Regions from separate parts of the Homo sapiens genome. Here all the other regions are linked to region 3. Evidence: chromatin contacts called from ENCODE Hi-C or POLR2A ChIA-PET data. All regions are on one chromosome and are shown on one strand. The core of a region is the stretch at or near the end of the contact, and the rest is flanking DNA. Distances in the headings are between cores, read along the strand shown. Region 1 overlaps GNAQ (G protein subunit alpha q). Region 2 overlaps GNA14 (G protein subunit alpha 14). Region 3 has its middle 59 kb from the start of GNA14.

The links. A loop is a pair of places that touch in the nucleus more often than their neighbours do. ChIA-PET counts read pairs that join two places held with the same protein, here RNA polymerase II (POLR2A). Pooled maps may share reads with other maps.
Region 1: a map of ascending aorta shows a loop between it and region 3 (9-fold over the local background). The contact joins two enhancer-like sites. A Hi-C loop is called at or near these places in 2 of 168 maps with a recorded cell type or tissue (ascending aorta and endothelial cell of umbilical vein) and 4 of 50 pooled maps.
Region 2: a loop to region 3 is called in a map of endothelial cell of umbilical vein, with 11 times the contacts of the local background. The contact joins two enhancer-like sites. A Hi-C loop is called at or near these places in 2 of 168 maps with a recorded cell type or tissue (PC-3 and endothelial cell of umbilical vein) and 1 of 50 pooled maps. POLR2A ChIA-PET finds 5 or more read pairs at or near these places in 5 of 52 experiments (A673, BJ, PC-3 and 2 more).

Annotation. Positions count from the first base shown.
Region 1 is chr9:77,847,723-77,851,551 of GRCh38, forward strand. The region is part of intron 2 of GNAQ (G protein subunit alpha q); the gene reads right to left. Among named protein-coding and RNA genes, the nearest start is that of GNAQ, 180 kb to the right of the region's middle. Within about 2 kb of position 1,394, at least 16 of the 41 ENCODE cell types and tissues checked have a DNase peak (open chromatin) inside an H3K27ac peak, as active enhancers do.
Region 2 is chr9:77,513,735-77,517,303 of GRCh38, forward strand. The region is part of intron 2 of GNA14 (G protein subunit alpha 14); the gene reads right to left. The region is part of intron 2 of GNA14-AS1 (GNA14 antisense RNA 1); the gene reads left to right. Among named protein-coding and RNA genes, the nearest start is that of GNA14-AS1, 68 kb to the left of the region's middle. Within about 2 kb of position 1,710, at least 7 of the 41 ENCODE cell types and tissues checked have a DNase peak (open chromatin) inside an H3K27ac peak, as active enhancers do; they include endothelial cell of umbilical vein, where a contact is called at or near this core.
Region 3 is chr9:77,705,835-77,709,212 of GRCh38, forward strand. No RefSeq gene overlaps it. Among named protein-coding and RNA genes, the nearest start is that of GNA14, 59 kb to the left of the region's middle. RefSeq lists an enhancer at 1,899-2,193. Within about 2 kb of position 2,002, at least 2 of the 41 ENCODE cell types and tissues checked have a DNase peak (open chromatin) inside an H3K27ac peak, as active enhancers do; they include endothelial cell of umbilical vein, where a contact is called at or near this core.

The DNA of each region.
Region 1 (3,829 bases), core at 144-2,643, 140 kb after region 3:
TGCAGGGCCTCCCTATGTGGTTGTGCATTTTGGGCCTTGTGCAAAGGGACATGTGGTGGAGATCAACCTGGGGCCTGGAACCAGTCAGCATTCTGCTCACCAAGCTGTGTGCCTTGGTTAGTCACTAAGAAGCACCTTTGTGTAATCTGCCTGCCCATGGGGCCTAGAGATGCCTTTTCCATTTGCACAAAGGCACTCTATGGTAGCAGCAGACCTGCACTTAAGTATCTGTCCATTTCAGTTTCTCTCCCTTCAAGGCAATGTCATTTTAGATGTTAGGTGATGTAGTCGTGTTGGATGCTCTGGATTTCAGCCAGCTAGGTAGGACCTCAGACAAATCACATAAGTGGTTTTCTGCTTCACTGTCTCTATCACGATCAATGAGAACAGTCCCACCTACCCCTGTCTCCTTGGGGCCACTGTGAAGCCACTGCCAAGAGTCTAAAAATCACAGTTCTTTCTCTGATGTGTCCAGTAACATCTTCTACAGAGCTTTCACATCTATTAACACCAAATTCTTCCCCCTCAGTAAAGTTGAAAGTAAAGAACAAAGATTTTAAGTTCAGTGACAAGCTAAGTGACAAAGGGGACTCATAAGCCCACTTGAATAGGGCAATTTCCACTTCACAAGCAAAGCACATACTTTCACATGTCGGAATTCAAACCACTCTCACAGATCTTCAAGCTATTTCACTAGAGTCTTAGGGTGCAACTCTCTTAACAAGCAACCCCATTGCTGGCATCTCTGAGGCAGCAATTCAAACCCCAAATTGGCCTGTTTTCCCTGACAGACTGCTGGGATACAGATTCCTGGCCAACAGCAGAAAAGCTGGCAGCTCACTGCCTCTTCCAGAGTTGGCTTGGCCAGGGCAATGCCAGAACAATTGGTCTCATTGCCTTCTGAGATGACAATTAATTAGTGTGGTGGGAATAAGGAGTGGTCTATCCAGGGAGCTGAGCCTTTGCCCTTCTGAGGGCTGTGGTATTGGCCTCTCATCAGAGCCAACGTCCGCATCATAAGTCTCACTGTGCATGGCTTCTGGCTTCCCTAAGGCAGTCTGGAGGGAGACAGGGATGGAAGACCTTCCAAGAAGTTCTTTGTTGGGGAAAAAGGAAAAGGAAAGAACACAAGCAACACTAAAAATACAATTCAGAATCAGAGATAAATACCCGACAGCAAAATGCAATACTAAGTTAGAGAAGACACCGTTCTAGACATAATAAAGGAAAAAAGGACAAATGTTTCATTGAGAAGTGTCTCAGAGTGTAGCAAGAAGAAAAATGTGTGGTGACAGAAATCTAGCCCCACTGAGGAAAATTCGAGCTCAGTGACAACATCCTCAGCATGCTTTATTAGGCACTAGCACCAAGTGCATTGCTCAACATGCTGTGAATGAGAACACATGAGTCACAGGACAGCACCCCCTGCTCCAGCCGACAGCAAAGGACGTCGATTATTTAACCGTGGAAGAGGATAACTGATGACTCCCAAAGGTTTTCCAGAAAGCAACATAACATCTCACTGCAGGGATGGGGGAATTAAAACATGACTCTCAAGCATCCTAAAACTATCTAAAAAATAGAAATAATAAGAGTTTTTTTTTATTTTACCAGAGATTTTATAGACCTGATAGTGCACTACTTCTCAGCCACAGACAATATCGAGACAAAGCCTTGATACTGGAGTGGGGTCAGGAGTTCAATGTGGAGCCATGTGGGGTCTACAACTAGAATGATGATTTAAACCTGACCCCATGGGTACCTTACCGGCCAGTGCTTTCTGAATCCTCTCCCAGCTAAACTGAAGGAAAATGGTCATCTGGTCATCCGTACTGGCTTTTCAACCTGCTTCCTACCCTGCTTCCCCCATCCTGTTGTAATCTGTTTTCCACCTCCACCACAGTTCCACAAAGCAAGAGCTGGCAGGAGATGATCGAATCCAAGGGGCCCCTTTCAGCTCTTCTCTTACTTGCCTTCTCTGATGCCCAGGCTGGAGAGCAGTGGCACAATCATGGCTCACTGCAACCTCAACCTCCTAGGCTCAAGCGATCCTCTCACCTCAGCCTCCTGAGTGGCTGGGGACTACAGGTGCGCCACCATGCCTGGCTAATTTTTAAATTTTCTGTAGAGATGGAGTCTCATCATGTTGCCCAGGTTGGTCTCAAACTCCTGGCCTCCCAAAGTGCTGGGATTACAGGCATGAGTCACCTTGCCCAGCCCTTGACAGTATTTGATAATGCTGTACTGACCACTCTGTCTAAAACTACGTTCTTCTGTGATTTTCTGATACTACTTTCTCCTCATTCTATGACACCAGTGGCACCTTACCTATTCAGCCAGGCTTTCACCTAAGCTCTAGGCCAGTACTTCCAAATGTCGGCTACACACTTCACCTGATGGCCGCAGGCCCCTTCAATCGCAGCATGTCCCAACACATCTCAACATGCCCCGCATGCCCCTATCTGCTTCCACTACCCCTCAGAAGCTGGTTTTCTTCTCATTTATCTGTCAGAGTCAATAATGCCCTCACTCACCAAGTCAGCTCTGCCAGAAATCCTGGACAACCCTGGCTCCTCCTGGTCTCCTGCATCCACCACTTCCAGTTTACTCACTCAGTGTTCTTCAGTCTCCTCCATCTCTCTCTCTCACTGTGTCCCTCCTCTACACCTCCACCTCTACTGCCCTGGGTCTGGGCCTCATTCTCTCCTGCTCGGGCCACAGCAACAGTGTCTATGCTCATCTTCTGCATCCACGAAGATCTTTTTCCAGTCCGTTCTCCACAGTGTGATGGAATGATTTCTCGGGAACGTAAACCTAATCACATCACTCACCTGCTTAAAGCCTTTCCACAGCTCCACACGATTTACAGGACAAAGCATTTCTGATTTGAACCCTCTAGAACTTCCTAGCCTCCTCACCTCCCACTCTGTGCCTTTAATCTTAGCAGTCACTCAGACCTCCTTTCAGTTCCCCAGACCTGGCAAACCCATCCAGATGTCCACACTTTCTCTCTTTGAGGTTCTCTTTGCCTTACATGTCTTTTGTCCACCTGTAAAAACTGCTGGTGTCCTTCATGACCGACTCAAATGCCTCCTTTTCTCTGCAGGCTCTCGTGACCCTCGCCTGCCTCTTCCCAGGCACCATCACTCCTGCCTGCTCACCACCATGGCACATCCCCACCCCCACATCTGTCTCACACAGGGTCTTAGAGCTCCTGGGGAACAAGGACCACCATTGCTCTTTTCTCCTCTTCCCAGCTCTTACTAAAGTGCTTGGTACCTCATAAAGGATCAATAAATGTTTACTGGAAAAAAAAGATGTCACCCATCCCCAGATCTTCACAGGTGTGTCTAATTTCATATCCTCTCTTTCCATACAAACCTGTGTTTATGAATTGACACTTAACATACTTGTTTTACTCAACAAGGTCATTTCTTCCACTGAAGATGGAGAAAGTAAATCCAACATAATTGTCTAGCTTACACAAAATCGGAAAGAAAAAGACTGAGACACCCAAGGTTTCAGATGAAAACCCCATTTTTTCCCCTCAGTGATCAATAAAAAGTTTTTGTGATAAACCTCCCCCAAAACAGGATGCCTATTGTGTAGGACATGCCTCCTTCCCCCACCATGGAATTTAAAATGTTCAGTGATAAGGTTTCTGATATGTGTCATTATCTGCATATTCTGAGTATTTCTGCATGAAGAGCCAAAATCTGTGGCTCCTGAGAAAGTAGAGCTGGACGTATGCTCTGATGTCATTCTTGTCTTCACAGAGGGCACTGAAAAGAACCCAATCACTGGGACAGGTAAGTGACATCAAGTGAGT
Region 2 (3,569 bases), core at 460-2,959, 190 kb before region 3:
CTTATAGCTAAGTCCACCACATTCTGGGTTTAGGACAAGTCCTCACTCCAGTTATGAGCCATGCTCTCTATACTTCAGCATTAACCACAATACATTTTGGTCACCTTATTGTTTGCTGTTTGGTCTTATCCTCAATTTCTTTAAAACTTGGTTGATGAAAAGGGTATTATCTATTGAATATCTCTCCTAGTTCATAAGCAAGCCATTGTTCCCTTCAGCACTTTTTTTTTTTGGCCCTCAGGGATTCTAAAACAGCTGTCTGGTGTCTCTGCTTGAGAAGTCATTGTCACAGACTTAACTTTTCCTGGAAGGGTACATTTGCAGCTCAACAAACACATCCCAAGAGCTAAGCATGGCCAATCCCAAGCTTCCCAAACTAAGTTTAGGGCCCCATGCCAGGCTTTTTGGTTATCTTGCAACTCAGAAGCAATATTTCCAATGGCCAAATATTTCTTTGGAAAAAGACAAACATGGCCATGTGGACCCCTGTTGCTTTTTGCCCGATATCACAGTCCCATAGTCAAGGAGGCAAAATTCTATCCCATGGGAGAACAGCTGAGCACGTCCTCTGAGGTTGTGGATACTACCACCTAGATGAATCTCTCAGATACCTTTGGGTTCATAATATTGTCTTCACACAGCGTCTTAATATCATTGACTTCACGTTTATTGAGCCCGAAGGGATGCAGAGGTAAACCCGACATGATTCCCCATCAAAGAACTCTTGGTCTGAAGTGGGAGAGATGCATAAATTAAGAATTATAATGTAATACGAAGGATACTGGGCATTACAGGTACACTGGAAAGAGTATCTAACCCAAGGGTGGGTGGGTGGAAAAAGAAGGTGTCAAAGAAAGTCTTCTATAATATCAGATTTTTTTTTTTTTTTTTTTTTTTGAGACAGAGTCTCACTCTGTCCCCCAGGCTAGAGTGCAGTGGTGCGATCTCGGCTCACTGCAAGCTCCGCCTCCCGGGTTCACGCCATTCTCCTGCCTCAGCCTCCCAAGTAGCTGGGACTACAGGCGTCTGCCACCACGCCCGGCTAATTTTTTGTATTTTTAGTGGAGACGGGGTTTCACCGTGTTAGCCAGGATAGTCTCGATCTCCTGTCCTTGTGATCCGCCCACCTCGGCCTCCCAAAGTGCTGGGATTACAGGCATGAGCCACTGCGCCCAGCCCAGATTTCTTATTTAAGACAAATAAATGAAGTTAGCTATTTATGAGTACAAAGGAAATCAGTTTCAGGACGTTCAGGCAGATGGAGGATGTGAGATGACAGTGAGGCCTGGGAGAAGCAGGAAACCACAATCCAATAGGGAGAGGAAATGAGGCTGGACACTGCGAGAGACACGTTCAAGAAAGGCCAGAATGTGGCCTTAAGGTCAACTGCATGGGCTCATAAAAAAATCACATTCCTTTGCCCCAGGAATGAGTTCTTCAGTGGATAGGCTTTTGGCAAACTGGCCTGCATCTATGTCAGGCACTGCAGCTACAAAGGTGGGGAAAAGTAGGCATAGACCTTGGCCTTCATAGATCTTCCATTCTAGTGGAGGACAAGAAAGACGTGGGCAGGCAAAGAGGAAAGGGAAGCAGAGAGAGGAGCATGTGGAAAAGTCCTGGGCTTGAAGGAGCATTGTGAATACAGGGACCAAAAGAAAGGAGGTCACTGTGGTTGAAGCTGAATGAGCATGCGGCAGAGCCGGGCAGCCACTGCTGCCAAAAACCACAAGGCTTGCAAAAATAGTAAAAGAGAGGCTGTTGATCTGCTATTGGGTTCCCCGCCCTTAAAATGCCAAAACTATGTTATAATAACTTGAGATTTCTAATGGTGTTCATCTGGAATTCAAAAGGTATTTGTTTGTTTGTTTATGCATTGCCTTTGTCTGAGAGCTGGAGGAAACAGACAGGAATACAGCATTGCTCTTGAGGAATTCAAGAGTGAGCTGGTGCCAGTTTCTGTGGCTCACGTCAGTAATCCCAACACTTTGGAAGGCCAAGGTAGGAGGATCACTTGTGTCTAGGAGTTCAAGACCAGCCTGGGCAACATAGGGAGACCCCATCTTTACAAAAAAATAAAAAATTAGCCAGGCCTGGGGGTGTGCACCTGTAGTCCCAGTTAGGAGGCTGAAGTGGGAGGATTGCTTAAGCCTGGGAGGTCGAGGTTGCAGTGAGCCATGATCATGCCACTGCACTCAACCCAGGCAACGCAGCAAGACCCTGTCTCACAAAAAAAAAAAAAAAAAAAAAAACCCAGAGCAGGAAGAGACAGCCATGTAACAGAGTTTCACACTATGGGGAGAGATGGGAACTAACAGGGGCAGGTGGTACATGACCCGCAAGCAGAGAGTCACTGAAGACTTAGAGGTCTCCAGGAAACCTTTACTCAAGGATCTCCTTCACAAGGCAATGGACCATTAAATCCTCGAAGCTTTGTAATATCAGACTAGTTGCCCATTTTGTCTTCTCTTGGGCCCAATCTTTAGAAAGCACTCTTAGCTTGTGCTATTCATTTCATTCGTATAACAAATATTTATCAAATGTCTACTATTGCTATGGGTTAGGTCTCCTTGTCTAAGTTTCCTAGGTGAAAATTATTATTTGGCATTATCAGTCATTCATATCAACCTCTAGTGGCAGAGATACCACTCACTTGGAGGCAGGGAAGCAAAACTGTCATAGATGGGTGTTCATAATCAAAGTAACACAGGTCAGCCGGGCATGGTGGCTCACACCTGTAATCCCAGCACTTTGGGAGGCCAAGGCAGCTGATCACTTGAGGCCAGGAGTTCGAGACCAGCCTGGCCAACATGGTGAAACCACATCTCCACTAAAAATACAAAAATTAGATGGGTGTGGTGGTGTGCACCTGTAGTCCTGGCTACTCGGGAAGCTAAGGTGGGAGAATCACTTGAATCTAGGAGGCGGAGGTTGCAGTAAGCTGAGATGGCACCACTGCACTCCAGCCTGGGCAAAAGAGTGAGACCCCATTGGGGGTGGGGGGCGGTAGGGGGCAGGGGAATGTAACACAGGTCTTGACCTGGCATGGGGGTTAGGAAGGACATCAAGTTACACCTTTGTGGACAGTGACAAGAGTAATCTCTGGCCAAATATATAAAATCAAAACATCTCTTACAACAATAATGACAACCTGTCTCTTAAAGATGGGAAAGTGAGGATCGTGGTTGAAAAGAACAGGCTCTTGATTTCCCTTAACACAGAGCCCACTGTTGGCTGGACTCAGACGTGTGAACAGCCAGAGCCAGCCAAGTGCCTGGTGCAGTTTGGACCTTTCTCTGCTAGTGAGAGAGTGGAGGAATCACAGAAATGGCACGTTGGTTAGGGAAAATCGTCCTCCAATCATTTAACCCTCTCATCGCCAAATTTAACAGAAATCAAGCAACCTGAAAAATATCATGGGAATTCTTCCTCATCTTCCTGCCCTTCCGACCTGAGCTCTCTGTGAGGACTTTCCTGCCCATAGATGCTTGTTCTTATGGTGTGGAGATGTGTAGGAGTGCAGGAGATGCGGATGCCCACGTTTCAGGGAGGGGCCGCTCATTCATTCATTC
Region 3 (3,378 bases), core at 752-3,251:
TGAAGTAGAGAAGTTACTGTCTAAAGTTTGCTAGCTTCCCCTTTCTTGGTCCTTTAGCTAGAGAGAACCAACTTTTGTTAGGGCTTTTAAAATCTGGGTTGGTGTTTCTGGGTTGCCAGCTTCTTTAGCTCCAAGCCTGGGTTATATGGAGCAAAAAGAAATTCAGGGAATTCAGCACTGCATCATTTCTCAGGGCCTGACGTCTAGGCAGTCTGCTTTCTCTCCACCTCTCAGATTCTTCTGTTTATTCTGTATATAAGGTGCAGTGTTTTTAGTTGTCCTTGTTGAGAATAGGGAAAAAGTTGGATATTCCATCTTCCCAGAAACAAATACCTAATTAAGTAGATTTTTATTAAACTTCAAGGATGTTTTATTTTATTATAATTGAGTTTATTTTTTGATAAGAAAAATAATACATTGAAGAAATTTTCTAACATTTCTATCATCTTAAAAAAGTTGTCTTGAGGATCATCTAAGTTTTTCTTAATAACCCTGATTCTCCTCATGGAAGCTGATTATCATCTTTTGTGCCAATACATTAATTACATCAGTGATCACAGGACTATGAGAGGATACTCCTGCAGTAATAAATGCCTCAGTCTGCTGTGGCCTTTTAGTTCTTTTATAATTTTTCTTCTCCATTTCTTTAGCTATAATAATAACTGGAAATATTTATTAAGCAATTACCATGGGCCACACACTGTACTAAACACGTCTTTTCTTATATCTCATTTGATCTTAAGATGTTGGCACCATGATCATCCCCATTTTACAGTTAAGTAGAGGTTTAGAGAGGCTGCACATACTTACCCTGGTTGGTGATTAATTAGAAGCAAAGCCAGGAATCCAATCTTGCATGGCGTGACAGCAGTCAAAGTTCTTCACCATGCAATTAGGCATGTTAGATTGTATGTAGAGTAAGAGTCAATAGGATTGAGAACCCTAAAAACTCAAGCTTTAGTGCATTTCCTTTGTGATTTGTCTTATGGCTTCAGTGATTTTTCTTTTAAATTTGAGACTGTGTTCTGTATAACTGAATTTGCCAGAAATGTGACTTCTTCCTGTTATCATGATGCAAAGTCATATGTAGGATTTGTACCAGCTTGGCTGGCAGAGAAAAGTGATATATGACATAAGGTCTGTTCCTAAAACTCACAAGAACCCTTGGTTCATCCCAGAGGGTCTATTCTGCTATCTGTGGACTCAAGGGATCACAGAGTTCCCTCAAGTTTTCTAAATGCCTCAGAATTGGTTATAAGAAACAATTTTAACCACAAACACATTTAATCTTCCTAAATTTTGCATTCACAAGAGGAGAGGATCATGCCTTTGAAGATATAATCTATGTGAAACAAATATGGGAAAAGATTTGTTTTGGACAGGAAACAAACATATCTACGTCTAGTTTCCAGGTTCCCCAGTGGTCTTTCTGCTTTCCACCCCCTAATTCCCCAGTGCTATGTAGGGGTTCTCTGTCTATGCTGGCTGGCTTTCTTTAGAAAACAGAGGAGTTAGGATGAAGAATGACCCCTTGCCATCACCGTAAGTATGTCCCAGGCTCCTTTTACCTTTTCCCCAACCTTCATATGCCCCCTAGATAGAACTCGGTTTGGGAAGTTGATATTTGAGTCGCATTTGTTGAACACATGTTCAGTGCAAAATTTGCAATCATAAAAATTCCAACTTTCTGCTCAGTAGGAAGTGGAGAAATTTGGAAAAATTTAGTTCACTGGGCTAAGATTTCCCTGCCAAAGAGTTAGATTGTTGGCTGTGTGAACTAGGGGAATGACTGAGGAACAAAATCTTTAATATTTGTATTCAGGATGACTGATTCCGAGAGACAATACAGGGTAGAAACAATATGTCCACGAAAGGAAGGTATTAATTTTGATATCCACTTGAGTATTATTTTACTGGATAATTGACATCAGGAAGGTTAGGGTTACAAGAGCAGCTTGCAGGCTTAGCTGAAAGCAAGGCCTGTGTCATGGTGGGGCAGGAAGCCAATAGGTAGAAGTCAGTGTGCACTTGGTCCATTTGGTGTTTCATCATCACTCGACTGCACTAATGCTTAAAGAATGTGCTTCGCATAGTTTGCTGTCCACATCATTTATTTTCTCAAAACACATCTATTTCTTGGAGAACTCATGATTTCAAGTATCTGCTTTTGAAAGTCTTGAGCTATTTATGAAACACAAGTCATTCTGCAGAAGATTCAGACTAAGGGACAATTATTGCTACTCTGTAGGTAACATCTTTTTTTTCCTCTAGATTCTTTCAAGATTTTTTCTTTACCTTTGATTTTTCACAGTTTGAATATCATATGTATATGTGTAGTTGTGGGGTGTTTTTTGGCATTCATCCTGCTTGGTGTTCTCTGAGCTTGTTAGATCTGTGGTTTGGTGTCTAACATTAATTTGCAGAAAATGGGGAAGTATCATTCATTACTTCAAAAACTTCTTCTATTTCTTTCTCTCTTTATTCTCCTTGTGGTATCCCCATTATACCTATTATAACTTTTGTAGTTGCCCCACAGTTCTAGGATATTCTGTTCTTTTTTTCTTAGTCTTTTTTTTTTCTTTTCAGTTTCAGAAGTTTCTATTGAGATATTCTCAAACTCTGCATCTTTTTCCTCGTCTATGTCTAGCCTACTACTCAAAGGCATTCTTTATTTCTGTTAAAGTGTTTTTTATCTCTATCATTTTCTTTTCATGCTTTCTTGGAATTTCAGTCTCTGTGCCTACATTTCCCATCTGTTCTCACACATTCTCTACTGTGTATCCACTAGAGCCCTTAGCATATTAGTCATAGTTGTTTTAAATTTCTACTCTGAAAATTCCAACATCCCTGACATATTTGAGTCTCATCTTGCTTGCTCTGTCACTTCATACTGTGTGTTTTTTTCCTTCTAGTATGCCTTGTAATTTTTTTCTTGATATCTGTTCATGATGCAGTAGATGAAAGGAACTGCTGCATAGAGGCCTTTAGTAACATGGGGGAAAAGGAGGCTTTTTATGTTCCTATGATTAAGTGTCAGTCTTACAGAGAGTCTGTACCTCTGGACTCTGAACTTTACACATGCTTCTCAATCTTCTTCCCGTCCTTCAGCAGGACAGGATGGCCAGTGTGTGCTGCAGTTAGGTATTTCCCTTTCTCCAGGTTGGTTAGACTCTGGTAAAATCTGAATAGTTTAGGCTCTGATAAAAAGTTTCTCTTGGTTGGGCGTGATGGCTCACACCTGTAATCCCAACACTTTGGGAGGCTGAGTTGGGTGGATCACGAGGTCAGGAGATCGAGACCATCCTGGCTAACACGGTGAAACCTTGCCTCTACTAAACATACACACACACACAAAAAATTAGCCGGGCATGGTGGTGG